Linked DNA regions of Homo sapiens: all the other regions are linked to region 1. A link is a loop called in an ENCODE intact Hi-C map of the cell type or tissue named here. Cell type or tissue: dorsolateral prefrontal cortex. All regions are shown on one strand. Each heading gives the region's core, and the rest is flanking DNA. Links, peaks and the distances in the headings are about the cores only. Region 1 holds the start of RBM33 (RNA binding motif protein 33). Region 2 overlaps RBM33 (RNA binding motif protein 33). Region 3 overlaps PAXIP1-DT (PAXIP1 divergent transcript).

Evidence for each region. A loop is a pair of places that touch in the nucleus more often than their neighbours do. Peaks named below come from ENCODE experiments on the same cell type or tissue, not always from the same donor. Only the 100,000 strongest peaks of a DNase experiment are listed, where the experiment ranks them.
Region 2: it touches region 1 in a loop (2.2-fold over the local background); 23 of 110 quality-filtered maps call a loop at or near these places.
Region 3: it touches region 1 in a loop (3-fold over the local background); 9 of 110 quality-filtered maps call a loop at or near these places.

Annotation. Positions count from the first base shown.
Region 1 is chr7:155,639,860-155,650,763 of GRCh38, forward strand. It overlaps RBM33 (RNA binding motif protein 33), which reads left to right and starts at 4,802. Exons shown (of 18, transcript NM_053043.3): 1 at 4,802-5,060. The coding sequence starts at 5,018. RBM33-DT (RBM33 divergent transcript) reads right to left here and starts at 4,547. Exons shown (of 3, transcript NR_126344.1): 1 at 4,355-4,547; 2 at 3,609-3,745; 3 at 2,057-3,111. RefSeq lists an enhancer at 3,741-4,695 and a silencer at 4,620-5,129. In dorsolateral prefrontal cortex, for the core only: CTCF peaks have their summits at 4,793 and 4,999; DNase peaks (open chromatin) are centred at 4,562, 4,812 and 5,342; H3K4me3 peaks cover 3,715 bases; H3K27ac peaks cover 1,789 bases.
Region 2 is chr7:155,733,937-155,744,840 of GRCh38, forward strand. RBM33 (RNA binding motif protein 33) reads left to right here. Exons shown (of 18, transcript NM_053043.3): 10 at 3,594-3,726; 11 at 4,124-4,467; 12 at 5,779-6,090; 13 at 7,883-8,170. Among named protein-coding and RNA genes, the nearest start is that of SHH, 73 kb to the right of the region's middle. RefSeq lists enhancers at 7,508-8,707, 8,067-8,216. In dorsolateral prefrontal cortex, for the core only: CTCF peaks have their summits at 4,893 (motif pointing left) and 5,103; a DNase peak (open chromatin) is centred at 4,935.
Region 3 is chr7:155,005,032-155,012,983 of GRCh38, forward strand. PAXIP1-DT (PAXIP1 divergent transcript) reads left to right here. Exons shown (of 1, transcript NR_028090.1): 1 at 1-672. Among named protein-coding and RNA genes, the nearest start is that of PAXIP1-DT, 5.6 kb to the left of the region's middle. In dorsolateral prefrontal cortex, for the core only: CTCF peaks have their summits at 3,070 (motif pointing left) and 4,726; no DNase peak of the experiment used is centred there; H3K4me3 peaks cover 31 bases.

The DNA.
Region 1 (10,904 bases), core at 2,229-7,228:
GGGTGGTTTTAGAGGCTTTTCCACTGAAAATTATTCTTTTCTACTATGTAATTAATATATATTTTCTAGGAAGGAACACCTTAACTATTTTGATATACTGTTTCCATATAAAGTTCAATTTATTATTTATCAATATTTGTATAGACACAAGCTTTCCTGTTTTTAGTCTATTGCTCTCATTATTTAATTTGATGCTCATCTCATCTCTGCTTTGGCCCATTAAATCTCACTTCTGTGTCATTTTGACATATCTTTATCACTATTCAAGCACTTCCTTGATTTTTGGAGGGAACAAGATGTTCCAGGCTGATCTTGCGAATTCCATGCCCCAGTTCTGAAATCAGTTGTTTTTCCAAGTAATACTGGTTCCTTTTGAAAAGTGGTATTTAGAAACCAAGGTCTAGGTGCTGGGTGTGCTCAAGATGGGCTGCTGTCTCCAGGGCACTCTTGGTGGACAGTTAGGAAACACACACACATACACACACACACAGTTATACAAAAACAGGCATACACATATTTGCATATACATTTATTCCTACAATGAAATACAATTATCAAAAACCATTAGTGCAATCACTCTGATTCTTTATTCTAGTGACACACCATAGGGTTAATTTTAGCTTTTTCTTCATATAAGTAACTCCCTATTTGCACAGTGTGAAACTTAGCTCCATCACCCTTCATATATTTATATATCTGATCAATTTCCCTGTTCATAACCAACATGCCATCTCTGTTGTCACCTTCTTCTGTGTAGGTCCCCTTATAACTGGAGTTCTGATTCCCTGTGCTCTGCCTCCCACCTGTGTGAAAACTCTCACGATGCTTGTGTTCTGCCGTTCTAGTCTACTTATCTTTGGCAACTCCCACCTCATCCCAGTAGGGCCCTGAATTCCACCTTGGGCCCATCCCTCAGGATCATGTCCTAGTAACCCGGTCATGTGTGACTCCCCATGTTGAACTGCCCCCATGGGTGGATGCCCTCCTCACTTTGCCAATCCACAGGACATACTTTGAAACCTGTGGTGCTCTCACATGCCTTGCTGGGCAGCCCTCTCACAGGGTATGAGCTGGAACACATGCTTGGGCTCCGATCCTCTAGCCTGGCCAGCACATCCCTCCCCACCTCTCCCAGCCCTGCTATACCACTAGTGCTGCCTAATGGCTTTAGGACATTGTTCAGATACAACAAAAAGGAAGCACTCTCTGGCTACTCTAGACAGTCTCTTCTTGATTTTTTTCATCCTTTATTTCCTTAAACCTTTCAAATATTGTCCTTTATGGTAATTTTAATAACTAAAGTCCCTAGGAGGTCAATCTAGTTTGTATTTTTCACTTACAGTGGTTTCTTCCCTCGTGCATTTTGTGATCTTTGATTTTAAGTCCATAGTTGGTTGACCTTAAACTGTGAAGAATATAAGGGGATAATTTGAGAAAGCCCTTCCAGGATCTCTGGCCTAATTTGGGAGCCTGGGGTTTAGATTCCCTCCTCAAAAGCTGTCCAAGAATTTGCTTCCTATTAGCAGTGCAAATGGGGATGACTTCCCCAGTGAAACCCTGAACTTCCTGTACACTACTAACTGCTCAGGCTTTGGATCTGTTTTTTTTTTGTTTGTTTGTTTTGCTTAAGAGATGGGGTTCTGTTTGGTCACCCAGACTGGAGTGCAGTGGTGCTATTACAGCTCATTATAACCTCGAACTCCTGGACTCAGATGATCCTTCCGCCTCAGCCTCCAGAGTAGTTATGCAAAGCAGTTAAAGGTATGCACCACCATGCTTGGCTATTTTTATTTTTATTTTTTGTAGAAATGGGGTTTTGCCATGTTGCCCATGCTGCTCTTGAAATCCTTGGCTCAAGTGATAACCACCTGCTTAGCCTCCCAATGCATTGGGATTACAGGTGTGAGCCACTGTGCCCAGCGTTTTGCTTCCTTCTTGATCCTTTGGAAACATTATTCCTAAAACCTAGCAATACAACAAAAAATGTTTTCCACAGAATCTGTTTTGTTGGAGGAGGGGAACAGAATTTCCAGTTCATCATTACTGAGACGAGAAAGACTTCTATATTCGCTTTATTTACAAAAAAGCAAAGCTTGCTTTTAAGATTTTCAGTAGGATATGTATGAAACTGCAGCGCTCACTAGGTAGTCTTCTTAGGTTTAACCCCTGACACTCATATAATGCCACGCCTGGCAGCAGCTCCACTTTGGAGGACTGAGGAGAAGAAACACACTTCACTGCGGTACAGGCATGGAAGAGCTCTACTCTTTGGCCCAAATGCAATTCAGGAGCAAACCATTATGGGTGGGGGCTTGGCTTGGAAGTCCTTGACCGGCGGGAAACCAGTTCCCTGAGTTTGTCTTTTAGATTCCCACATTCAGTTAAGACAGTAACAGAGGCTAAAGGTATGGCTTCCCACTAGGTGTTTTAAGATTATTCAGTACTTTCAAGCCAGAGGCAGTCTACATGTCAGAGGTCATTTTTACCATGAGCAATGTTTTATTTATTTATTTGGAGATGGAGTTTCACTCTTGTCACCTAGGCTGGAGTGTAGTGGTGTGATCTCGGCTCACTGCAACCTCCACCTCCTGAGTTCAAGTGATTCTTGTGCCTCAGCCTCCCAGGTAGCTGGGATTACATGCATGTGCCACCACACCCAGCTAATTTTTGTATTTTTAGTAGGGATGGGGTTTTGCCATGTGGGCCAGGCTGGTCTTGAACTCCTGACCTCAGGTGATCCACCTGTCTTGGCCTCCCAAAGTGTTGGGATTACAGGCGTGAGCCACCGCGCCTGGCCTACAACCAATGTTGTTTTATACCACAATGAACACTCTGCCTTCATAAGGTTTCTATGACAAGTTAAAGTTAACACAAAGTGAAGTTTGTTCATAGATAAGGACAAGGGGTTGGTTAAATCTTTACTCACAGTAATTTACCAAGAACTTCAAATACTGGGTGTCCACGCTAAAAAATTTTTCCAGTGGGTGTTTGATCAAAAAATTTTATAGACTCTTGTTCTAGAGAAATTCAGTTTCAAGTGGCTTATGAGATTGTTTCATCTGTTAATTTGGTTTTTTGTGGAATTCTTCTGAAGATCACCACTGAATTATCCTGAAAAATATTTTCTGAGTTAGGCATGCCATCCTCCACAGTTCAAAAAATAATGAAAGGTGATAAAGAGTTCAAGCCATTTAAATATGGATGTATTAACGTGCTTTTTAATAGAGACCATTTTTCAATGAGTTGCTTGCAAAACATTTTTTTTGGGGAGTGAGTTCTCACAGTTGAATAATTTTTTTGTTTTTTTTTGAGACAGAATCTCGCTCTGTCACCCAGGCTGGATTGCCGTGGCGCAATCTCGGCTCACTGCAACCTCCGCCTCCTCGATTCAAGCAATTCTCCTGCCTCAGCCTCCTGAGTAGCTGGGATTACAGGCGCGTGCCACCACGCCCAACTAATTTTTGTATTTTTAGTAGAGACGGGGTTTCACCATGTTGGTCAGGCTGGTCTCAAACTCCTGACCTCGTGATCCACCCACCTCAGCCTCCCAAAGTGGTGGGATTACAGGCGTGAGCCACCGCGCCCGGCCAGCATTTTATTATACGTACCGTTTTATCATCTCTTCACCCATCCACCAATGCATCTCCTGTATGGACGTCTTGATTGTTAACTCACGGCACTGGACCTCCAGTTTCATGCCTCTCCACATTGCAGGGTCCTCTACGTTGTTGTATCAGTCACCTTTCTAAAATACAAATCTTACCATGTAAATTGTTTCTAAAATCTTTCAATAGACCCCATAGACTCAGAAAAACGTCCCAAAGTCCGGAATCCTGGCCCCTGCCTACCTTTCCAGTTTCATTGCTGGGTCAGAACGCCTCACCTAAGCCCCACATTGACCGATATGGAATCAATGTTTACAGCCGGTGTGTACTTAATCAACCCCCTTCCCCGACTGCGACCACTCAGATGCGCCTTCCCGGGCCCCACACCCCAAAACCCCTGAGCCCTTTCGTCCACAGCTGTCTGACCACCCAGCACCCTTTCCTTTATGTCAAGTATGAGGATTTCGTTTCTTAACCTTTCTCACTGCTCAAAATGCAAACTCAGACATGAGTGCCGGGCGCTATCCGTCCTGCTCACGTCTTGTTCTCAGGGCCGCAAGGCGCAGGGGCAGTAAGGGCCGAGAGCCCATCAGGGTCCGGCGCTGCCCGCTGCCCAGCCGGGCGCGGAGAAGGGGACGGGGGTCCGGGGTCGCGGGTCCGGAGGGTCTCGGGTTGTAGGAAGTGAGGGCTCGCGGGCGCCGCACGAGTGCGCGTGCACGTTAGCCCGGCGCGCGCGGCACTCATCTCACCTCGCGGAAGCACCTGCCGGAGCTGTGTGCACCCTTTCCTGCCCTCAACACAAGCCGTCGGCGTTCACTACTGTAGCTCATTCAGACCCCACTCTCCAACCTACTGTCCAGGCACAGAAACGACAGTTAAGGTTCCCCCGGACCGTACGCTGGACCTTGCCTCCCCGGCTCCTAACGGGAGACGGGCTGCCGTAAAGCTTCGCTTTGCCGACTGCTGCAAAGCGCCTTACGACTGAACCCGGAATCGACCTATGGCCAGCAGTCGTCCCCGCCCTGCTTCAAACATTTGGGTTTCAGGAGCCGGGCGGAGGTGACTGCCGCGTGTTTGCGTTGCACGCCCACCGCCCGAAACACGGCGGCGGCCTCAGGGCTGCTGCGGCCTCGGCGGGGGCAGGCCCCGGCGCCCGCCCGCCTCCCGGCCTCCATCATCCCAGGGTGCACCGCGGCGGGCGCGGGCGCGCGGCCATGTTGCGGTAGTTTGTTGTTTTCTTCCTGCGGAGGCGAAGGGCCAGCTGTGGACCGCGAAGCGCCCGGCTTCGCCTCTGCCTCCTGCAGCCCCCTCCCTTCTCTGTCCTCCGTCACCCGTACCCGGGCCCGGACCAGGCACGTCGGCCCACCAGCTGGCTTGGTGGGGGAGGCTGAAGGCCGGGCCCCGCGAGTGCCATGGCGGCCGCCCTGGGAGCGAGCGGAGGAGCAGGCGCCGGAGGTACGTGAGGCAGCCGGACTCTGGGGGCCAGGACCGCGCCGCGGTGGGCGGGGGTGTAGGCCGGGGGGCCTCCCCGCTTAGGAGAGGACGAGGCTCTCCCCGGCTCCGACTCTCTTTGTGTTCGGCCTATTCCGTTTTCTCCCTCGCCTTCCCTCGCTATTGTCATTCTCCCTTTCTCGCTCCTCCTCTCCGCTGTGCAGATCGTACTTACCTGTGAACTTCTGTGTGTCCTCTACTTTGCAAGGCTGCCTAAGTGTCAGGCCCATCTCTGGCGTTGGCGGGCATTAAGTGCCGAAGCCGGCCTGGTGTCCTATGGGTAGGAGAGCGCCCCCCCCACCCCCCGAGACAGTGTCACTTAGGGAGAGCGGGGCAGGTCGCTGTAGGGTGGGTGTTTAAGATTGTGGGGCCATCCTGACAGATTTAGATTGATTTGAAGCCCATTACAAAAACATAACGAAAAGATTCACCTGTGTGAAGGAATGTGCGACAGTAGGCCAGTTTGGAAAGTGAGATTTCTTGAGAAAGTCTCAATAAATCCCTGTTTTAAATTAACTTATTTGTTGTCTAATAACCTGTTAGTGTTTTATGTGCGTCTTCCAAAAGTGAAAACGTGACACAAAAGGTTTAGATACTGAGTCAGTTCCTTTGGATAGTTTTTCTTGTTTGCAAGCATAAACAGTATTGATGAAACACCTATCTCTAAAAAATTGTAGGTAAATTACTTTCAGGTAAAATTACATATCACTGGGGGTTTTAAAAACGTGGAGAGATACTTGAAAGTGACTTTTTAAGTGATTATTTTGAAAACTTTGAAAAGATGGTAAAATATGGATAACAAAAGCATTTGGGATTAGTTCTTACCATTGAAACGTTGAAAAGCCAGTCTAGTGTATACTCGAGAAGTATTTTTTAGTAAATGCTAGCAGATGGTTACGTTGTTATCATCCTGTTTAGGAATTTTGGCCCAACTGTCAAAACGTTTGCCTGACAAAATGGAAAAACAAAAAAGACTAAGTGTAGGAATGTCGCTTCTGGCAATTTGGTTTGCTATATGCCACTTTTCTTTCAGTTTAAATACATGATGTTTGCGTGTTACATCTGAGACTAATTAAAATTTTAAAATGTATAGTTCACCTATCTTTCTGGGGGTCAGAATTACTTGTTTTATAGCATTCCCAGTGTAACCTGGGAACTCTTGGGTGAACACTCTTTTCATTAGAAAGACTAAGGTGTTATTTGTATTTTTTCTCTTTTCTTTCAGTAGTGTACAGTGGAGTTTTCTAGAGGCTGAATAACATGTGAAGACGTTATGCTGATGGCTAATGGAATATATGCTTGTGTATTCTTTTACGTTTCTCATTTTAAATTTCTAAAATAGTAATATCACTGAATGTAATCCAGATAAACAGGCATTTTTGGGTCTTCAATAATTTTGAGGTCAGAAGTTTTGAGAATTGCTATTTTAGAAGAATAAGTAGGCTTTATTCATGATGCTTTGGAGTTTTTCCTTCCATTTTGTCACAAGTGCCAAAGTTTCCTTTGCTCTTCATACCAAACTCCTTGCCAAGATTTGTGAGTTCTGTATGACTTGGTCCCTGCCTACCCCACCAGCATGTTGTGTGATTGCTTCCTTTATCCTGGAAGTTCATCGCATGGACTGCTCCTGTACCCGCTCTTGCCAGGGCTGACTCCTGATCCAGTGGATCTCACGCTTTTAAGGGAGGCTTTCCTTGAGAATTCATTGTATCTGAGGAATGTATGTCCGTTGCTCTTGTGCCTCTCTTGTCTTCATTCTCTAGCACCTTTGTTTGTTTTCTTCAGAACGTTTATCTTAATTTGTAATTTTCTTCAGTTTTTACTTGTTTTTTAAATCTGCCTCCCACAGTAGCCTGTAAACCTCATGAGGACAAAAATGCTACCTGTTTTACCATGCGTTCCACGTGTTCCTGGCACATAGCATGTGTTCAACAAACATTTGGTGAATGAATTAAAGGATGAAATGTTTTCTTTACGAATAGGAAATAATATAATTGTATGCTAAGTTATGTTAGTCATTTCCACGTGATTTACCTGTGTAACTGATTAAATCATGTTAGCTTGGAGAAATATTTACATTGGTAATACCTTATTGAGCTATCGATAGCTTATTTGGCAGCTCAGTTTAGCATATTGTCTAGCACAGTGACTTTCAAACTTCTTAAAATGGCAGCCACAGAAATGTGATTGACATTGTGATTTAGTACATACATAAAAGTTAAAAAAAATTTCATGAACAATACTGGTCCATACTATGCCATGCACTCTAATGTTTTCTATTTCATTACAGTAAAATGCTGGTTGTGACCTGGATTAATTTCACAACCTACAAAATGTTCGAGATTGTCAGTTTGAAAATCACTGGTCTCTTGTATAGTAAGTGGTTAGTATTTATTGAATAAAATAGGTCTTGGCTATCCACAATCTGGATAGCCAAAATGGGTACCACAAAGTGTCTATAGGAGTGTTTGCTTATTTTTTACTTTTTTTTTTGAGACAGGGTCTTGCTGTGTTGCCCAGACTGGAGTGCAGTCGTATAATCATGGCTAATTGCAGCCTTGGACTCCTGGGCTCAGTTGATTCTCCCACTTCAGCCTCCTGAGTATCTGGGACTGCAGGTGTGCACCAGCACGCCTGGCTAATTTTTGTATTTTTTGTGGAGACAGGGTTTTGCCAAGGTGCCCAGGCAGGAACTCGGGCTCAAGTGATCTGCCCGCCTCAGCCTCTCAGAGTGCAAGGATTACGTGAGCCACCATGCCTTGGCATGATACATTTCAAAGGAGTCATTTGGTATTGCAGCCAAGTAGTAAGGATAGAGAAATGGAATTGCTATCCTTACTAATAGCAGAGAGAATGACAACTGTTATTTATTGGAGACTGAAAACAAAAACATAAAGGCAAAAACATGGCATTTTGGGGAAGGAACAAATAGTTTAATGAGTTTCAAGATCTTCTAGTTCCAGTGCTTCCTTGTAAAATATAAAATAAAAAATCAGTACACAAATCGTAAAAAGCCTCCAACCTAGTGAGTGCGTTATCTCACTTAAGATTTACAACAGCATTCTTGGGCCTGAGCTAATCTGATTTTATAGGTGAGGTGAAAAAATGGGTGCTTGTAAATTTTTTGTTTTCTAGTCAATTCTTAGAAATAAAAAGTTTTAATGGGAAATTTCAAACACATCCAGTAGTAGAATAATGAACCCACATACCCATCACCTAGCATCAACATTCTGGCAATCTGTTTTCATCCCCCCACCTCCACTTTTGTATATTTCAAACAAATCCTAGGCTGGTAAAATTTTAGAGCAAGATACACTGCTGGGATGAGTTAAGACTTTAGATACTAAACCAGTTGCTTTAATTTACATTTGATAGTAAACTAGCCGAGAAAAGTTCAGCCACCTAGCTGTTAAGAAAGGGAAGTAGACTCGAATTCAGGTTTTTTGACTTCTAGTTCAGTGTTCCTTCCACTGTGTCAGTATGTAGTAAGGCAGGAAAGTATGAAGCATGGTGCAGAAGGTTTTCATTCGAAATTGTGAAAGTGAAACAAGTTTTAGTACTTCAACAGGTAAAATTTACCTGGTAGGAAATTTTTGGAGCATTTTAATCACTAATAGTGCTGATAAATGAGATGTTTTCATACTGATAATTATGTGTGTATTTAATTCTTTTTTTTTTTCCTTCAAGAAAATCTTTCATGCTTAATTTCTTAGCTTCAATCAAGAGAGTTTGAGGAGTCGGGAAAGAATAGCCTTTCTCATTTCAGCCATGAGTACTTTTAGCATTTCTTGTAGGGCAGGTGTACTAATGACAAAGTCCCTTAGGTCATACCTGGGGATATAATTTTTGAATGGCAGTTTGAAATATTTCATCCTATCACCTTCTGGCTTCCATCGTTTCTGATGAGAAATTGACTGTTAATCTTATGGAGGATCCTTTGTACATGACATGTCACTTCTCTCTTGGTGTATTCAAGATTCTCTTTGTCTTTGGCTTTTGATAGTGTGATCATAATGTGTTTCTGTGTGGGTCTCCAGATTTATCCTGCTTGGAGTGGTGAGCTTCTTGAATATGTAGGTTCATGTCTTTCACCAAATTTGGAAGCTTTTTATTTTTTTCTCCAGTTCTTTTTCCTGCTACTTTGTTTTCTCCTTCTGGGACTCCCATAATGCATAGATTGGTACTTTTAATGATGTCCCCGTTTTTTAAGGCTCTGCTTATTTTTCCTCTGCTCCTTAGACTGGATAATTTCAATATTTTCCTGTTTCCTCACCTATAGCACCCTTGTTTTCTTCAGAACGTTTATCTCAATTTGTAATTTTCTTTAGTTATTTACTTGTTTTTTAAATCTGCCTCCCACATAAGCCTGTAAGCCTCATGAGGAGAAAAAATGCTGTTTTACCATGCATTCCACATCTTCCTGGCACATAGCATGTGTTAGATATTTGGTGAATGAATTAAAGAATGACATATTTTCTGTATGAATCTGAAAAAATATAATTGTATCCTAATTTATGTTAGTCAATTCCACATGATTCACCTGTGTAACTGATTAAATCATGTTAGCTTGATTTTTTCGGTCCCTCAGTTTTGGGACTGAAAATTGGACATTTTAAATATGGTGATGTGGAAATTTTGGAAGTCAGAATGTCCCCCCCCTTTTCTGGGTTTGCTATATTTCTTGTTGTGGCCTTCAGTTGTCTGGTTTTTTAATGACTTGCCAAATGAAGAGACTCTATTCCTTGTCTCCTGTGGTCACTGATGTCTCCATTGTGTTGTATCATTGCCCAGCCAGTGATCTGATGGAGATGTCCTCAAATGGCTGGAGCTGCAAATAAAACAAAACCAAAACCAAAAAACAAACAAAAACTCCTGTGCTTACGTTACTTCATTGCTCATCCAGGCCACCTATAACCCCAACCTTAGCCTCACCTTCTGCATATGCGTAGCTCAAAGATCAGCCAGAGGTATAAATCTAGGGTTCTTTCAAGTTGTTTTCTGAGCATGTGCCCAGCCTTCAGCATATGCATGGTCTTCCAGATTTCCCATTATACATGGGAGCCCCCAACACTCTCATTCCTTCATATATTTTCCTCCTCAGCCTCTTCTTTCCCAGGCTTTTCAGTTTGTATGTTGCTAACCCTGGCCATCATCCCTTGCCCCAGGTGACCCTGGTTAGTGGATGTCTTTAAATGCTTTTGACAAGCACTGCCTGGGATGCCGCTCTAGCTCTGAGAGAGTTCTGAAGGGGTGGTCTCTGAGCTGATTCCTCAGCTCAGGTCACAATGCACAATCACAATTTTTTGAGGACAGGTTCTTATTGACCCCTTTAGCATCACTGCACCAGGAGCACTGACTGCCATCCCCAGTGCTGCCTCTGAGCTGTGAAACGCTTTCTCTGCATCTGTTGTGATTATGTGTTCTTCCCCTGTTCTTTAATCTCTTAATGTAATCTATTGATAGATTTCCAGTGCTGAACTAAGCATGCATTCTGGGGTTCAAAATCTTGATCTCCACATTTTGTTCTTTTTAATATATTGTTGGATTTCATTTTAGGATTTATCTCTGATCATAAGGGAGACTGACTTACTGTTTTCTTCCTTGGTATTTGTGTGTACATTTGTGCTATCCTTTTATTTATGATATGTTGGTTTTTAGAATGAGTTGTGAAATTTTCTGGGATGGTGTAAAAATCTGTTATTGACTGTGGAAGAACTCTTTTCTCCAGAGCCATTTGGGTCTGGTTCCCTTTAAAAAAGTTATCTTTTCAATTTCCTGTATTATTATTGATTTATTTAGTTTTATAAG
Region 2 (10,904 bases), core at 2,618-7,617, 94 kb after region 1:
AATTCTGTCAGTCTCTTTGTGAGCACCTCCCAGGTTCCAGACTTGGCAGACAGGCCCACACCTCATGCCAGCTGTTCCTCGGGGCTCCTTCTCCGTGACCCAGTCCTGCTGTCACCTCACGCCCAGTGCGTGCCTGGCTGCACTAGTGCCAGCCAGATTTACCAGTTTGTCTTTCAACTGGTCTGTAATTTCAAGAACATCGACAGACCCACTCTTTGTGAGTTGGCTTGGACCTTGAGGATGCGCTAGTCCAGTTCACTTTTGAGATCATCCCCGGCAGGCGGTGCTCCTCCTCCTGAGTGCGTGCTTCTGTGGGTTGAGGATGTGTTCATTGCTGGGAGAGTGTTAGAAACCTCCTCCCTCTGTTGAATTGAAATCAGCCCCATCCAAACTCTTACCTAGGTGGTTGGGCAAACCATCATCAAACCTGCTTGTGGTTGATCTTGACTCAGTTACATGAAGAGAGCTATCATAACCACACTTAACGTTGGAAATGGTTTTTCATAGTTTCCAGAGGTGTTATTAATTTTGTATTTGTAAGCTAAAATGTCATACCCATTTTTCATTTGAAGAGTTTGCATTTGAGTGATTTTTACTTTTCACAACTATTATCTTGTTTCAGGCTGTGATATTGTCTCTTTTTGGTGTCTCAGTGACATCATTTTGATCCCTATGTTTTTCATTTCTCAATGCAAATTCTTCTAATGAATCTTACTGGTTCCTTTTGTATGTATCTGTTTGAAACCCCTCCCGTGTGCCTCCTCCCCCGAAATAAGTGTAGTCAAGTGTGCATTGAAACAGCTTAAGGAAACAGGCTGATTAATTGGAAAAGGATTTTTATTCAGAACCACCATTGCCAATTTGCGTGGGTTGGAAACAGTGTGATCAGTCAAACCTCTCTGCAAGCAGAGGCAGGCAGTTGTTTCTTTTATTCCGTGTCATTCTGAGAAGCATCATTTAAACATTTTTTTGAAATAATGCAGAACCTTGATTGCTAATTTATTGTCATTCAGAAAGTTTTGAAGATTATTTTAAAACGTTTTGAAATGCTTGCACAGCTACTCTGCAACTTACGATGGGGTTACATTAGGATGAGGCCGCTGTAAGTTGCAAACATCGTAAGTTGGACCATTGTAAGTCAGGAACTGTCTGTATATGTCAGAATCATATTGATATACAAAACTAAAGATGGAATGCTAATGCTATACTTTATAAATAGAACATTTAAGTTACCTGGAGGAATACAATATTATTTTGGAGGAGATATATTCATGTTCACACCATGTGTTTCATTGACTTCAAACAAGAGATGAAAATATTTTTAAAACAAGAGGAAAAAACTTTGGCAGTGGGAGAAAGCAGGCAAGCTCATTGAAACTCCTCATGCAGATGTAGTAAGTAACAGTATGTAACGGCGTGTGCTATTAGAAGTAATTTTTCTAGCATATTATTAGCAAAGTAAAGATATTAAATATTCAAGAATATTGGCCAGGTGTTGTGGCTCATGTCTGTAATCCAAGTACTTTAGGAGGCTGAGGTGGAAGAATCATTTGAGCCCAGGCGTTCAAGACCAACTTGGGCAACATAGCAAGACCCTGCCTCTACAAAAAAACTAGCTGGATGTGGTGTCATGCTCTGTAAGTCCTAGCTACTCAGGAGGCTGAGGTGGAAGGATCCCTTGAGCCAAGGAGTTTGAGGCTACAATGAGCTGATTGCGCCACTGCACTCCAGCCTGGGTAACAGAGCAAGACCCTGTCTCTCTCTCTCTCTCTCTCTCTCTCTGTCTCTCTCTCTCTCTCTCTCTCCCTCTCTCAGGAAAAGAGATCCATATCAAAGCATTATATCAGTGAATTTTCAAATTAATTAGGGGTAAAAGACCATGTATATGATATGTATTCTCACTTACAAATATATTCCTCAGTTACTGACATTTATTGGGTTCATTGTGTCTTAATTGATGTCTTTATCTAGAGAAGTGACACTCCCTAATGTCAGGCAATAGTATGCTGTGGATTTCCTTGTTTCACCTAAAGTCAAAAGCTACGAGATTTTCAGCTTTGGACTTTCTGTTGTACATGTTTCAATAAGTGCCTAAAGTTTATGTTTTTATAAAGATACAATATTTGTGTGTTAAACATTTCTTTATTATTTTGTAGCCAACAATCTTAAGGGTTTGTGGTGTTTATACTAGTGTTCATTTTGTCTATTCTGTCAATGCCATGGGTAGAACAGACTTTTGTAGGGAGAAGGAAGGGAAATGCACTGCGGAAGAGCATTTTCAGTGTTAGAAAATGTTGTTGTGTTTAGAGGGAACAGTGAGTTAGTGATAAAATGATAGGCCAAGGCATTGGGGTTGCAAGTGTGTGAGAAAGAAGAATGATACTTAAAAGTTGTGAAATATTGACTCAGTTTCAAAGAACAAGGTGCTATTAAATGAAAATTATTTTGATGATAGTTAATAGTTAATTACTTCTTTTTGGAGCAGTGAAAAAGTGGTGAACATTTCTTTACCTTTATGCTGCTGCCTAGGTCAATACGGTGGTTTAAAAAAATCTCCATGAATACCTGAAAGACCAACTGAAAAAGGAAGTAATTTTAATTTGTCTCTAAAGAGTTCTAGTAACATGTAGTTTTTGAAAAATGTTAATCTGTAAGAATTTGCTTAAAATTTTTTTATCCAGAGGACTCTGTGTACTATTTTTTCTGTAGTAATTTGGTTTCTTAAAACATTTCACATTTTTCTGTTAAGTCAGGAATTGCTGATTGAATTTCTTTTTCTTTTAAAGTGAAGCAGCTTCATAGCTGCAGCTTACAGTCCTGTTAAATAGCAAAGATGAGCATCTTTAAAAAGATAAATGTCATGACATTTAGTGTTTTGGATTAATGGGAAATAGGCCAATAATTGCATGGATTTCAATAAGCTTAAAAATAATATTCTTGCGTTATAATGACATTAAAACATTGACTTAATTTCTAGTTGCTGCGTTTTGATTTTTGATCATTTAATATTGCAGAATCACCTGTTGTGTAACAGTTTTTATGTTAATATGTGTGGTCATGTCTTGTGTAAGGATATTTTGGTTAATGGTGGACTGCATAGACAGCAGTGTTTCCATGAGATTATAATAGTGTATTTTATTGTAACCTTTTCTAGGGTTGGATATGTTTACATCCACAGATACTTAGCATTGTGTGACAGTTGCCTACAGTATTCAGTACAGTAACATGCTGCGCTGGTATGTAGCCTTGGAGCTACTAGTGTGTACTATACAGGCTAGGTGTGTAGAAAGCGCTACCATCTAGGTGCGCGTGTGTGTGTGTGTGTGTGTGATTACAATACACTCTGTGGTGTTCGCATGATGGAATCACCTAAGGATGCGTGTCAGAATGTATCCTGTCATTAAGGATGCATGACTCTGTGTGTGTGTGTGTGTGTGTGTGTGTGTGTGTAGAAAGAGAAAGACAGTGACTGTTAGGAGACACGTTACTTGACATTTTTGAGGAAAACTTGGAACCAGGTCTATATTTCTAAAAATTACATACCATTTTTCTGTCCTTCACCCTGTTTCTCTGTTGTTGTTGTTGTTCTTTAGGGCCCTCCAGAATTTCCACAGCATACACCTGGACCTGTTCCCAACAGTTTCAGCCAGCCCCCACGACTCCCTCTCCAGGACCAGTGGAGAGCCCCACCCCCGCCTCAGGATCGAGACCCTTTCTTCTTAGGAGGTACAGAAAGAGTGAGTGGTGTGGAGTAACAACAGAAGCTGCATTGGGTGATGTGCCCAAACACATTTATTTTGTAAACTGAATTGAACTCCCAGTTGGAGATGTTAGGAATGCCAGGTTTTTGTACCATAGCAGTTCTGCCTGTCATTTCAGGTGCTAAAATTGGACATTGTTGGTATCTGAAATCGGAACATCTCATATAAAAGGGAATTTATGTATAGAAAATGACAAATGAAGCAATCTAGAAATAAGAGGCAAAATCTGGAATTGTTTCCAACATTCATAACCTGTCAACACTTGTGACTTCTGTCCACAGTAGGATAGTGCTTCAGACTGCTTTTCTGAGAAGCACATGGTCTTTTTAACCTGAAGTTAATGATGTTGTGTTACCTTTCAGTTTCAGGTGAACCAAGATTCCCGAGCCATCTTTTTCTGGAACAGCGAAGTCCCCCTCCACCACCACCGCCTCCTACCCTTCTTAACAGTAGCCATCCTGTTCCTACTCAGAGTCCTCTACCATTCACTCAGCCAGGACCAGCATTTAATCAGCAAGGACAGCAGCCAGTGTTCCCAAGAGAGCGGCCCGTACGACCAGCCTTGCAGCCTCCAGGTCCGGTGGGGATTCTGCACTTTAGCCAGCCTGGGTCGGCAACCACACGGCCCTTCATTCCTCCTAGACAGCCGTTCCTGCCAGGCCCAGGACAGCCGTTTCTGCCCACACACACACAGCCCAACCTGCAGGTAATGCATCCTGAGTGAACCTCCAGGGAAAAAATGTGTAGCTTCAAGGCTTTGTGTTCCATAAAGTTTCAGATTTTTATTTGAGCCTACTAATTTGTGGTTATTTAAAGAATAGAGTATTAGTCTCAAATGTACTGTTTGTTAAAGACAACTTTTTTCAACAATGTTACTTATCTCAATACAAGAAAAAAATGGGAAAATGTCATTTTTTGGGAATTGAAAAATGCTACTTATTATAATTGTTTAAAGGGTATACTACTAATAAAATTAGGACATGTTTTGATAATACATTTGCTCATCTGTATAAAATTTCATGAGAGGTTTACCAGTGGAAATACTTTGTCAAATTATATTCCTGCAGTAGACAGTTTTGAAAAGAGTCTTTGCATGGAGGGAAGAAGATGTTGCTGTTCACTGGTTATTTGAAGGCCTTGAGTGCCCTCTGCCGACCGGCTTCTGCTTCATGGGTTTTCACTGGTTATTTGAAGGCCTTGAGTGCCCTCTGCCCATCGGCTTCTGCTTCATGGGTTGACATGCGTCTGTAACATCTTTCTTACCAAGTGTATATTTCTTCTTGTATTGTAGGGTTACTATTAAAATACATAGCGATGGTAAACTTGAATCAACTATTTAAAAATACGTGGAATACGTATCTAAGCCAAAAACGGAAAATGAATATTATCTAGGGTGTTAAAGGAAGATAAAATGTTTTTAAGAATTTTTCTTTTTATTAAAAAAATGCAATTAATACATCCCCATTGCAGAAATTTTCAAGTATATATAAGAAAGGAAATTAAATACTCTCGTTACCTAGAAACAATTCAGGAGCTTTTTTTTTTGTCTTTTTTTAAATGCACATCTTCTCGCCACCTGCTTTTTCCCTCCAGTGTCACATATCATTTGATCTTTTCATGTCAGCGAGTTGGTTTTGATGCCATCGTTTGAGAGTGCTGTATGCGGTTCCCTTTCATGCTGTCTGTGTGGTTGCATGTGTGTATACTGGTTTCAGTACTTTAGTATCATAGTGCTACAGGGAACATGCTTTAGAGTTATGAGTTTGTCTGCATACCTAGTTTTCCTTAGGACAATTCAATCCTAGAATTACTGGATTAAATATAAAATTTAAGGTAATAGCTTCTGGCTTATTACTGCATTTTAGATAGTATTACCTTCATCAGCAAGTCTAAAATGAAGTTTTGGTATCGCTGAAAGTTCCTTTCTTGTGTTGAGGTTTTTTAGGAAATGATTGAAGTGATTATGCCCGGTGTAACCATTTATGAACTGTTGTTTCTCTTTCTTTGGAAATGGAAGGGGCCGTTGCATCCTCCATTGCCCCCTCCGCATCAGCCTCAGCCTCAGCAACCTCAGCAACAGCCCCCGCCACAGCACCAGCCTCCGCACCAGCCCCCGCACCAGCCCCCGCCCCAGCACCAGCCCCCACCCCAGCACCCACCACAGCACCCGCCGCAGCACCAGCACCACCACCACCACCACCACCTGTCCGTCCCGCCCCCTCCTTTGATGCCGATGTCTCAGCCACAGTTCCGGCCTCACGTACAGACCGCTCAGCCTCAGGCCAGCAGCAGCCGGATGCAGTGCCCCCAGCGCCAGGGGCTCCGGCATGTAAGTGTCAAGGGGTGTCTTCCCTGTGTCTTCCTGGGAGGCCTTTTAACTTACAGGACTTGAGGGGCATAATATGTAGGTTAGAATATTTTCCAGTTCTGATTTCTGTTTATAAAATGTGTAGTACATAGTTCTGAAGTGAATCCATGTTTTAAAAAACACTCAGGTGATTTGTTTTCTTGACTACAAGAATTGATAAGATACTCCTTTTGTGTCTCAAAGACTGTGTTAATATTTACTTAAGCATCTTTCTTGTATCTAGATATTTCTATAGCAATAGACAGGAATTAATAGACACGTAACTTTAGAAAATACTTTTGGGTGGTAGTCACTTTCCCTTTACCAGTGGCTTATTTTTTGATGTATAGATTATCTCTGTCTTTTTGGTCCCTGAATAAATACATAAATGAATTCAGGAAAAATACGTTGACTGTTCTGTTGCCAGGTGCTACTCTAGTCCTGGAAATACAGCAGTGAACAGAAGAGACAAATTCTTTTCCTTCAAGGAGCTTATACTCAGTCGAGGGAGATTAGCATACATTTATTTGTGGGGTTGTGTTCTCAAGCACCATCAGCAAATGTGTGACTTGTCGTGCATTAAAAGAAACTGGGAAACAATGTATTGCTCTGAAAATAAAAGGCCACAGTCATTGCCCTTGTCCTCCATTAAATACATATAAGAAGCTTTTGTAATTTTGTTTTTAGGAAAGGGAGACACAGTGTGGCTAGTGGTCAGGGTTTTTGCCTCCATTAAATATATATAAGAGGCTTTTGTAATTTGGCTTTTAGGAAAGAGAGACACAATGTGGCTAGTGGTCAGTGGTCAGGGCTCTTGCCTCCATTAAATATATATGAGACTTTGTAATTTGGTTTTTAGAAAAAGAGACACAGTGTGGTCAGTGGTCAGGGTTCTCGCCTGTCAGTTTTCTTTTGGTATTGTCTTCTTTTCACCCTTGAGCTTCAGTCATGTCACTTAGCTGCTTGGAATCTCAGTTTTCCTGATATTTGCCTCTTTCTTTCTTAAAGTAAACATTGCAACTAAAGTGCTGTGAACAGTAAGAAAAGATTTCTAAATCTGAGAAGAGGGTGCTTTATAACCTGGGTTTCATTTGTTAGAATAATGGTAGGCTAGTCTCATGACCCTCGTGCACTGGGATATTTGACCTGCGGGACCTCGGAGATCCCCCTGCTTCCCCCCTCCCCCCTTCCAGCTCTCTCGTGTTCTCTTTGCCTCCTCCAGGTGTTGGTTCTCTCTTAAGAATCCCCAGGATGAATATGACTAAGCATTTCCTCTCGAGTAAAACGTTCTGGCACCTTTCTTCTCCCGGGGGTCATGTTTCTTAGGACATTGACCTGATGCTTGATTCTTTCCTTGTTCCAGCTTAAATTTAAGTGACTAGGTAAAATAGTAGCATGTGAATCCCGTTGATCTCTGGTGGCAGATAGAGTGGTTTTTTGGCTGTCTTAATTCTTTTAAAACTGTCAGTCCCTTTACTGAAGCACCTGCTAAAGATCAGCCTGGTGTAATTTCTATGAAGAGGAGCCTCTCTGTAGGCAAGTATGACAACTTTACCAATGGAAATTGTTAACATTAGGATGAGGCATGCTGCCACATGGATCAGGTGACATTTATGTATGAGAAAAAAAGTATGAGAAAAAAGTATCTGCTCCCCAAAAGAAGTCATTTACTAATTAGAATGATTTATTGTGTTTTTATTTAATAATGTGCCTTTTAATGTTCCTTCTGCCAAGTTTCCACTTACAATTAGAATCTCTTTCTTTTTGTGAAAAGAATACAACTTCTCAGAATGTAAGCAAGCGGCCCATGCAGCAAATGCAGCCCACTGCGCCAAGGAACAGCAATTTGCGTGAATTACCCATAGCGCCGTCACACGTGATAGAAATGAGCAGCAGCCGCTGCTCTGCCACGCCCTCAGCACAAGTGAAACCTATCGTCAGCGCGTCACCACCCTCGCGGGCCGTGGCGGGTTCCAGAAGCTCACAGGGAAAGACGGAAGTGAAAGTCAAGCCAGCTAGCCCTGTGGCTCAACCTAAAGAAGAGGCAAAAACAGAAACAGAGGTAGGACACTGCTCTTATTAACAAATGTTGGTCTCAAACAAGAAGCCTTAGAATCAACTTGGATGTCTTAGTTCACTCTCACTAAGTTATTCACAAAATCTTCCCACTTTTTTCACCTGGGTCTTTTTTTTTTTTTAACCTAACAGCCATGTTTATTAAAAAAACACTTGTATTCTCACTAGTTTACAAGATTAGAGTTTATATATTTGTACAGTTACTGTTCTGTTATACAGAATTGATATATACCGGGGCTTAACAAACTTTTTCTGTAAAGGGCCCAAATATTTTATAAATATTTTAGACTTTATAGTCCAGACTGTCATAATTACCCTTCTCCGCCATTTTAGCACAAAGGCAATTTAAATATAGTTCTTCCATGAATAGATGTGACTGCGTTCCGGTAAAACTTTACTTTATAAAACCAGGTGGTGGACCGGACTCAGCCTGTGGGGTGTCATGTGCTGACACCTGGTGAATCCCGTAGGTTTCTGTGACTTTTCTTGATTTACACTATTAACCTCTAGAAGATAGGACCAATTTTCTTGTTGGTCTTTTAAGATTTCTGGGGGTTTGCTTTGTGTTGAAGTATGATGATATATGTTGTTGCTGTTGTTCCTAATTTTTCAGTAGGCACAGAATGTAGTGAGTGTGAACAATCAATGCAGCTCAGTCTTTACCTGGCTTTAGTTGAGGCCGTCTTCTCCCACAAGCCTCAGTCTCCTCATCTGGTAAAGGAGGGTCGGCCAGGGCGGCCTGTGCAGAAGGCTGGCACCTGGAGGGCGTGTCAGCCTTAGTGAAATGCATGTGGAGTGCTCTGAAGCAGTGCAGCGAGTTAACTTGTCCAATAGCAATGTCATGAAGAATGGCTTTAGAGAAGAATTTAGGCAAGTCATGCTTTCTTAGTTTCATAAAAACCAGTCAACACTGGTTTTACCTTTTAATCAGTTCATTTTTTTCAGTTAGATTTTCTTCTGATATATTATTGTAGCAGTTGTAATGTATTGTTTACCAAATTGGAAGTACAAAGTTGAAATATTAACATACAATGAACTCTTATTAGAACACGAGTGACTTTTGGTTTTAAAATCAATATGTGAAAAAATAATGTAGATTTACAAACTGGATCGGAATAGTTTAGAAAGAAGTCTTTGGTAAAAGTTTTATCATACTTCTAGTGTATATAGCCAGCTCCTAACTCAGTATGTGTAACTGATTTGGTTCAGAAAAATGAAGTCACACATTCATAATAACAGGGCTACCTAATAGGGGAAGTTGCCTTTCAGGCATCCTGCTGGCACATCTGGCGATCACTTCCTTCCATGATAGTTGATTTAGGCGAACTTCTAAAGGATTCTTCCATGGAGTTATTTCAAAAAGATGCCTTGAGTGAAATGGAACCTGTAGGTCACCGTAGTATAAATGGAATGTCTTGATTTATTTTCTTTTAATTTTCTCTCTCTATATAAAGGGGACCAGGATTATATATATTTTTTTACTTTTTAGAAGAAAGATCTTCTATTTGTTTTGCTTAGCTAAATGTGACTTATTTTCGTATGTTCACCCCTCTTGATGATGATATAATAAAGGGTGAATCTGCTTATTTGGAGGTCTTTTCAAGTATTTCAGCTGCTGTTCTGAACATGCTTTAACTCTTCCTTGACTGCATGGGAAATTCCGATGACTAGTAATTATTCCTGTGTTTTGAGGCAGTGGCCCCTTGGGTCCTGTGAATATGTCCCCAGCCGTCTGCTTCCCCGATGCCCATGTCCCTTGTGCCCACTATCCCCCTGGACGCCATGTCTTGCTCTGTATGCCTACCCTTGTAAACAGCCTCTCACCCACCTTCATTTTTGCAGTTTGAAATCTGCCCTAGATGTGATATTAGAGAACAGAGGTGGTCGGAATTGCTTCCAGGACGACAAGTAATCCCTGAGTGAGGGCTGGCACCGGGCACTCAAGCTCCAGGGCACCAGCCGACTCCTCAGCTGTGCTTTTGTCTTAAGTTCCTAATTCTTAAGGTTTATTTAGGGAAAGTAAGATGGTGAAATAGCTGAATTCTAGATAGATTAAATCCTGTTACATTATTTTACACGGAGTCTGTGGATATGGATGATTTTTAAAGAATATTATTACAATTCTTTAAAAATGCTTAACTTTTTATACATTTTCCCTATTGGATGCTTTTTATTGAAAGTTACTGGAGTTTTTCAAAGATTTTTTTGTATCGACTTGAAGAATGGTTTGGAACTTGGAATATTAAAGGCGTTCCTTATATACCATTAATATTCCAATACTGCAATCGGCAACATTTTGATTCTGAGGAGAGTGCATGAGTTCAAGGTCAGAGAGATTGACTTGTGCTGTTCATTATAACCAATTATTCTGTGACAAATGAGTTTGAGATCAGGCTGAAAATTCTGCACGAAAAATCAATAGTTCTAATCAGAGCCTTTCAGGTCATTTACACCCCACCTTTTGTTGGTTTGTCAGAGAAGAGCCAGATAAAACCTGTGTGACAGCAGGCCTCCCTACTGCTGCCATTCCTGTTTGAAACATATTTTGATATCTTAAATGAATAGTTTAATTGGTTTCAAACTTGTAAATGAGTGGAAATTTACATTATTTCATTTTTAATATTCTGATAAGATTTTCCAAATTAGCTTTAGCTGTGTGGTTTTTTTCCCCCTCCCCAGAGGAAGGAGTTATACTTAAAGTCTTCAAACAGATTTTGAGT
Region 3 (7,952 bases), core at 1-5,000, 640 kb before region 1:
AAATGGAAAATTCCACACTTGCCCTCATGTGACACTGGGTGACAGTCAAGTCACAATCAAGCCTGGTGTGGTGGGCACCTGTAGTGCCAGCTACTCGGGAGGTTGAGCAGGAGGATTGCTTGAGCCCAGGAGTTTGAGTCCAGCCTGGACGATATAGCCAGACCCTGTCTGTAAAAAAACAAAAACCAAAACAAAAAAAACAATGAAAACATTTTTTTTTAAAACGCCATCAAAACTTTGTTTCATGCACAAAATTATTTAAAATATATAATATAACCTTACCTTCAGGCTATGTGGGTAAGGTAAGGTGTATGTGAAACAAATGAATTTCCCATTTAGACTTGGGTCCCATCCCCAAGATATCTTATTATGTATATGCAAATATTCCAAATCAAAAATATCTGAAATACTTTTGTCCCAAGCATTTCAGATAAAGGTTACTCAACCTGTAATAAAAACACTCAGTGCTTGCCTGAAGGAAAAACCAAGAATTTGTCATCCATCCTTAAATTTTTATGACACCCTTTGTAATCAGGAAACCTTTTAATACCTAAGAATATATTTGATATATTCTGGTATATGTTTATCATTCTGATGTTTAATGTTCTATGTTGGGCATATATCAGTGTAATAAATACATTAGATCCAAATACAGATCATGCTGCCTTTTTATCGACCTGTGTGAGAGAACTTATTTATCCTTTTCTTTTTCTTTCTTTTTTTTGAAACGGAGTCCCACTCTCACCCAGGCTGGAGTGCAATGGCGTGGTCTCAGCTCACTACAACTTCCACCCCCTGGGTTCAAGCGATTCTCCCACCTCAGCCTCCCAAGTAGCTGGGACTACAGGTGCGTGCCACCACACCTGGCTAATTTTGGTATTTTTAGTAGAGACAGGTTTTCACTATGTTGGCCAGGCTGGTCTTGAACTCCTGACCTTGTGATCCTTCTGCCTCGGCCTCCCAAAGTGCTGGGGTTAAAGGCGTGAGCCATCACACCCGGCCCTCCCTTTGATTTTCTTGGTTAAACACAAACTAAGCATGTGATTTTATGTTAAAAGACCTGAAGTGGACCTCAACCAGGTATTTTATTTTGTGAATTAAGAAAGCAATTTGTAACGTTCAAGAGAACAAGCTTACCCTACTTCAGGTTCTGATGGTAAGGCAAATTGCGGGATTAAGAAACCTGCTATTTAAGGCCAGCGTGGTGGCTCACCCCTATAATCCCAGCACTTTGGGAGGCCAAGGCAGGCAGATCACTGGAGGTCAGGAGTTCAACACCAGCCTGGCCAACATGGTGAAAGCCAGTCTCTACTAAAAACAAAAATTAGCTGGGCATGGTGGCGTGCACCTGTAATCCTACCTTCTTGGGAAGCTGAGGCAGGAGAATCACTTGAACCCGGGAAGCAGAGGTTGCAGAGAGCAGAGATCACACCACTGCACTCCAGCTTAGGTGGCAGAGTGAGACTCTAAATAAATAAATAAATCTGCTATTTAAAACCCCATCACCTAGTCAGTATTTGTAAAATATCACACGTGAACTGTGCAAGGCGGTCCACACAAGTGGATCTTACGGCAACAGCATCAGGAAGGCCTGGAGGCAGTGTCACACTCACTCACTGAGTCTCCAATACTACTGCTTGGCCAGTAATGAAAAATAAAAATGTTTACATTAGGTTAATTTCATGTGGATAAAGGATGCTCTGAGGCAGTCTAAAAAACTAGCATCCTGACATCATGAAGAGTAACCCATCTAGCAGAGGACGTAAAGATGGCAAGTCAATATTTAAAGGCAAGCGGTAAACTCAGAAATTATCTTCCCCAAAATGGCCATATGCAAAGTTATAGGAACAAAATATCATGTTGACAGTGCTGTATCTTATTCACAGTTAAATAAAATTCTTATCACTGGTTTTGTGACACTTTAAGGATGACCCATTTTAGGGTGATAGCTATCAGTTTATTAAACAGAAGCTATGCATTTGTTTAATTTGAAGCATATACCACTTCCAAATATGACACTGAGCATTAATATTTTTAGACTTCCCCCAGGTAAATTAAAAGCATGATCATTTTGTTGATAATCAGCCTTTGGAGAATTAAACAGCCTGCTTACTGCCAGTGCTAGTTCAGTAAATATGTTTCTCATTTTCTATTTGGCAAAATTAGATAACCTAAGCCTAGGAAAAATAAAAAATTAGAAAAAAAAAAGTAGATTTGGGGATATTTAACTCAAATTGCCCTTACTGGTGGAAACTCGAGGCAGTTACTTAGATTATTTCCAAATGGCTTTTTTTAAATGTATTTCTATATTGTATACAACAGTCTCAGTCTTCATCTCTCCTGTTCAGCTATCCATACATCCCTTAAAATTAGATATTTTTAATGTTTAGTAAACCTTCAGTTTGGGTTTATAGACAACATTTAACCTTCTCATGAAAGGGTCAGAATACTCCAGTTGCAGGCACAAACAGGCCATAGTTTAGTTGAAGGAGAAACTGCGAACTCAAAGGAGCACTGCTTCTCTGCAGGAAAGATCCCGTCAGTGGACCTGCGGGGCACAGCTGCCACCAGTGTCATGTAGCTATTCAGTGTCGGAAAACTAGAAATCACAAGTGAAGAGAAATTGTAAATTACCTCAAATTCTATGCCCAGAAGCAACCACTATGGAAATCCTTCTAGACATTGTCCCGTATAAATATATTTCCCTAAAAAAAATTATACCCCATACTCTGCCACTTCAAAAAAATCAAGACTGTTTTTCCATGTCAATAAATATCTATATCATTTAATGAATACATAATACTCCCTTGTTTGAATGTACAATATTCTGTATTGTTGCACATTTGTTGTTTCCAATTTAACAATTACAGTACTCCAATGAAGCAATCATCTTAAAATACATGTATAACGTATTATAATGTTCCATCCTTTAAGGTTAGAAACGACGTCCCATACCTGTCTCCCGTCACTCTGAGAACAGTGCGGTAACAGGATCAGCGATTCTCAACCATGGGCAATTTAGCCCCCTATGGCACATTTGACAACGTCTGGAGACATTTTTGGTTGTCACAACTAGGGGGTAGGGGATGCTACTGGCATCTAGTGGTGGAGGATAGGAAGCTGCTAAACATCACGCAACGCATGGGACCGTCCTCCATGACAAAGGACCCGTGCAAAATGTCAATAGTGCCACTGTTGAGAAACCCGGATTAAGATCATGTTGTAACTACATTTCAGTGGGATAAGACTTTGAAAGTTTCCACCGGGCACAGTGGCTCATGCCTGTAATCCCAACACTTTGGGTGCCCGAGGCAGGTGGATCACTTAGGTCAGGAGTTCGAGACCAGCCTGGCTAACATGGTGAAACCTCATCTCTTACTAAAAATACAAAAACTAGTTGAGCATGGTGGTGCGCACCTGTAATCCCAGCTACTCGGGAGGCTGAGGCACGAGAATGGCTTGAACCGGTGAGGTGGAGGTTGCATTGAGTCAAGATTGCACCACTGCACTCCATCCTGGGTGACAGATCTAGACTCTGTCTCAAAAAAAAACGAAAAAGAAAGTTTCTTGCACATAACGCCTTGGTGGCTTCCTTCGGACAGCTTTCTTCCAAATGGGACTTGGCTTCTGTCATGTGGCTTTGTTAGCTGTACAGATGGGGACAAAGCATGTAGAGTATCCTGCTGCAGTTTCTATGGCTGAGCTAGCAAGAGTGGCACACATACCTCCAGCCATTTCCACTGGCCAGAACCTGGTCTCCTGACACCTCCGTAAGCTGTAAAGGAGACTGCTGGGTGATGTGGTCTTCTTACACGTCCAAGAAAAGAAAATGGCATTGATGGTATCTTGCCAATTTTTGCCATTTTTGGTTTTCAAAAAAATTCTTATATGAATTAAGATTAGTGTAATATAAAACAAAATTCTCAAAGATAATTTCAAAAAAAATACCCGTTAGCTACTCAATAGATATTTGTTGAATTTGAGGTTACTGGCTTTATACATAGAGGATTAAGCGTATTCTTTTTCCCGCCTGGCCAAATGGTAAAACCCCATCTCTACTGAAAATACAAAAAAATTAGCCAGGCATGGTGGTGCACGCCTGGAATCCCAGCTACCCAGGAGACTGAGCCACAAGGATCGCTTGAACCTGGGAGGCAGAGGTTGCAGTGAGCTGAGATCATGCCAGTCTGGGCCACAAAGTGAGAGTCTATCTCAAAAACAAACAACAAAGAAACAGCATTATTTTTAAAAAGCAAACACAAGGTAGTTCTCTGAGGCATGTGAGGGATGTGTTAGATGCCTTCCATTTGTCCCACTCCCCATGTCAGATCTGTACTCCATCCTGCTCCACCTTTTTCTCCGCCCCTGGGTGCTGACCTGAGCAGATTATATAAGTAGAATCCCTTGCACATTGGCTTCTAGTTGAATTTGGTCAATGGGGAGTCCCAGCAGAAAGCTGGGCAGTGAGGGGAGGGAGGAGAGAGGTATGACGGTGTTTATTTCCCAGGTTCCTCATCAGGTTGCCTTGAGCTGGCAGAGGAGCCCATTCTATACAACTCTCTCCTTCCAGGTCCTGGGAATCTTTCCTTCCTCTCATCCCTTGGACCTAGGGTGGTGAGGGCTCACCTGCTTCTCCCCACAGGTCCCTTCACTCTCCATGCATCCTGCCTACACCTTTGTAAGTAGTTCCTTGATAAACCTTCTTAGATGATTGTAATTTGAGTGTGCTGCCCCCAGTGGTGACCCTGTTGTGATGGACAGGAAACTCTTACAGGGACAATGAGAAATTCTTAAAATATTGTGTCTGCTCTCAAAAAACTAACAAATACTTGGATGCACGAGCCTAACACTAGTGGGATTCTGTAGAAATGCAGCAGAGATTTAGAAAAGAGGTTCCCATGTGCCAGAATAGCTGGGGGAAACCTCTTGGATGGAGCGGGCTGAGGGGAATAGTTCTTGAAGGGAGAGGAGAAACCACTGAAAAGAGGCCAGAATACTGATATTGCCAAATAAAAGGGTGCACATTTTGGATATTAAATAACTGATGATTTAAGATAGAAATGGGGAGTAATAAGAAATAATAGACTGTGTCTAGCGTATGAAGATCTTGAGACCTCATCAGAGGAAGTTGTTGCATTTGAGACTTAGCATAATTCTGTGGCTGTGAAAACAGAAAAGAAAATTGCTTACCAGCTATTTAAAGTTAAGTACTTTGTGACAAGCTGGCTGTGGGATTGACTGTTTACTCATGTTGTGGGTAAACAAGAAGACATATTGAATCTTAACTCAGATTTTAACCGCTGGTACCTGTGAGTGTGACCTTATTTGGAAGTAGGGTCTTTGCCCCCATCATTAAGATGAGGTCCTACTGGATGAGGATGGGACCTAAATCCTGTCACTGGTGTTCATATAAGAAGAAGAAAATTTGAACACAGACACCCAGGAGAGTGCCAAGTGATGACCGCGACAAGGGTTGGGGTGACGTGTCTAGAAGCTGAGGAACACCAAGGTTGCGGCAGACACCAGAAGCTGGAAGAGGCCAGGACCGCCTCTCCCCTAACGCCTTCAGAGAAAGCACAGCCTGGCCACCACCTTCATCTTCGATTTCTGGCCTCCAGAACTGAGAGAATGAATGTCTATTGTTTAAGCTGCCAGTATGTGGCACTTTGTTACAGTAGCCCTAGCAAGCTAACATTCAGTATGTCTGAAGGGTAGTCAAGAGGAAGCTAGAAATTAAGATGTCGGCCCATGTTTGGAGTGGATTTAAGCCAAACAGCGTACTATGTGTGCCCTGCTAAAAATTATAATAACGAGAAATTGTTACAGCCTAAGAGTGACCCCAGGATTTGTAACTGACGTTGAGTGCCCAAGAACTGCGTGATAAGTCTATTAAGATAAAATTATTTCAAGTCCTCACTTTCGTTTCTTTACGTTTTCTCTCTTTTCCTATTAGCATATACACATCCAGTGGTCATTTGAAGCCCGGGTGCGTCAAGTGGTAAAAGCTTTCCCTGCTAGCTTATGCTGTGGGAACTAACTCCCAAAGTTCAGTGGCTTCAACAAAGCTCGCTTCTCACTCATGTGTTGGGCAGGCGTGGCTCTGCTGCTCTTTTTTCTGGAAACTCTGCAGAAGGCATAGGCAGTTCTAGTGACCAAGGGGAAAGAAGAATGGCAGAACCGCGTAATAGCTATAAAAATTCTCTCTGGAATTCACACACATTCCATTTGAAAGTCAGTCTCATTGCCAAACCTGATGTCAATGTGGAAGTGAATCTGTTCCTGCCACAGGAAGTTACTCCAGGTCATGGCAGAGTGGGCAGGGGTATGTCATCCTCTTCCTGGGAATACAGCAGGTAACTGAGGACAGCAGTATGTTCTACCCATGTTCCCTCTCAGTCACAAATGTGAATGTGTGTCCCTTCTGCACTCCACATCTGTGTCTTTTGAGAAGAAATTGCAAAAATTCCACTCAATTATAGCATCAGGCCCAAAGTGCAGGCACTCATGGGGGCCTCTACAGCAACTCTAGATGTGTCTTCTCTCAGTCTAGTCACAGATGGATGCCCGTCTTCCCCGACGTGCGGTGGAGCTGGGAAAGATCACTCCATTGAGAACAGGGAGAATGAATGCAGCCTGACCCAGTCACTGGTCCAGAGCGCTACGGACATCCCCGTGGGTGGATGTGGGAAGGGTTCCCCACCTCAACTGCCACTACCAGTTAAACTTCAATAAATTACGTTGCAGCTACACAAAACTTCTGAATCTCATGAGTCTGTGCTCACAGGCACAAGGGTGAGGTTCGAGGAGTTAGCTTGTGAAGCTACTTGATCACTGCGGGGTGAGAACCCATGGGTAAAAGCTTTCCTTTCTTTGCCCCATTTTTTGAGACATTTCACCAGGCTCCTCAGAAAAGGCCCCATTGATCTTGCACTGAGTCCCATTGGGTGGCCAGTTTGGTCACACATCCCACCCTCCCTGTTTCACCCCCTGCACCTGCACCCCTGCTCCCTGGGGTCACTTTCCCAGTTAAACAATTTGCACACAAGCCCTTGCTCAGGCCCTGCTCTGAGAGGGGCAATTCAGAGAACCCAAGCCAGAGCCAAAGCAAGTCACAAGGTGAAGCCCGCAGTGAACAGGGCAGGAACTGTAATCCTACAGGAAAGCAACCCATGGTGGGGAACAACACGCAACAAGCGACTGCAGTGGAAAAGTGGTGTTGTGGCTCTTGTTTCTTTGGTTGGGTTTTGGTTGTGGCTAAAGGCACAGTTCACAGTCCTCCGAGAGCATCTTAAGAGTTAGGATAATGCCATGGTTTCTAGTACATCACAGTGGACTTTCATTATTCAGAACTGTGTCATCTGCCCAGCAAGTAATTCCCTATAGTTTTCCAGAAAGCATTAATATGTTTACCAATTGCTGGTTCTTTAAAGTTAATGATTCTTCACACTGTGTTATCTACATTTGTCTGGGGCAGCTAAATTACTCCCAGTAACTTTGCACACACAACTGAGCACTAGCTTAACTGACATCATTAGGTGGCATCTAGAAGCTGTACTTGTTCAGATTCTGTGAACCAGCAGGGAGACAGCCCAGCATGGGACTCGTACCTGCATCTTCTCAGAAAGAGGCGTGTATACACAGAGGAACGGCTTCTTTTACAAAACAGTTGATTTAGACCTAACCTTTGTAGGTCTAGCATAGAGATGGACAAGTCCTAGGACTAAAACGAAAATACTAATCTAGGAAATAACAAAATTTTCTAAGTCAGGAGTGGCCAGCCTGTAGGGTGATTGAAGACTTCTATTGTTTCATTTATCGCCTTTGAAGCATGTGAAAATAAAACTGTTGTCACAAATTGTATTGGTCATTTGATTAAAAACACCCAGCAGCATTAACATGCCAATTGAACACACTTGTTTACACTAATTAAAAAATGAATGAATTAAGGATTC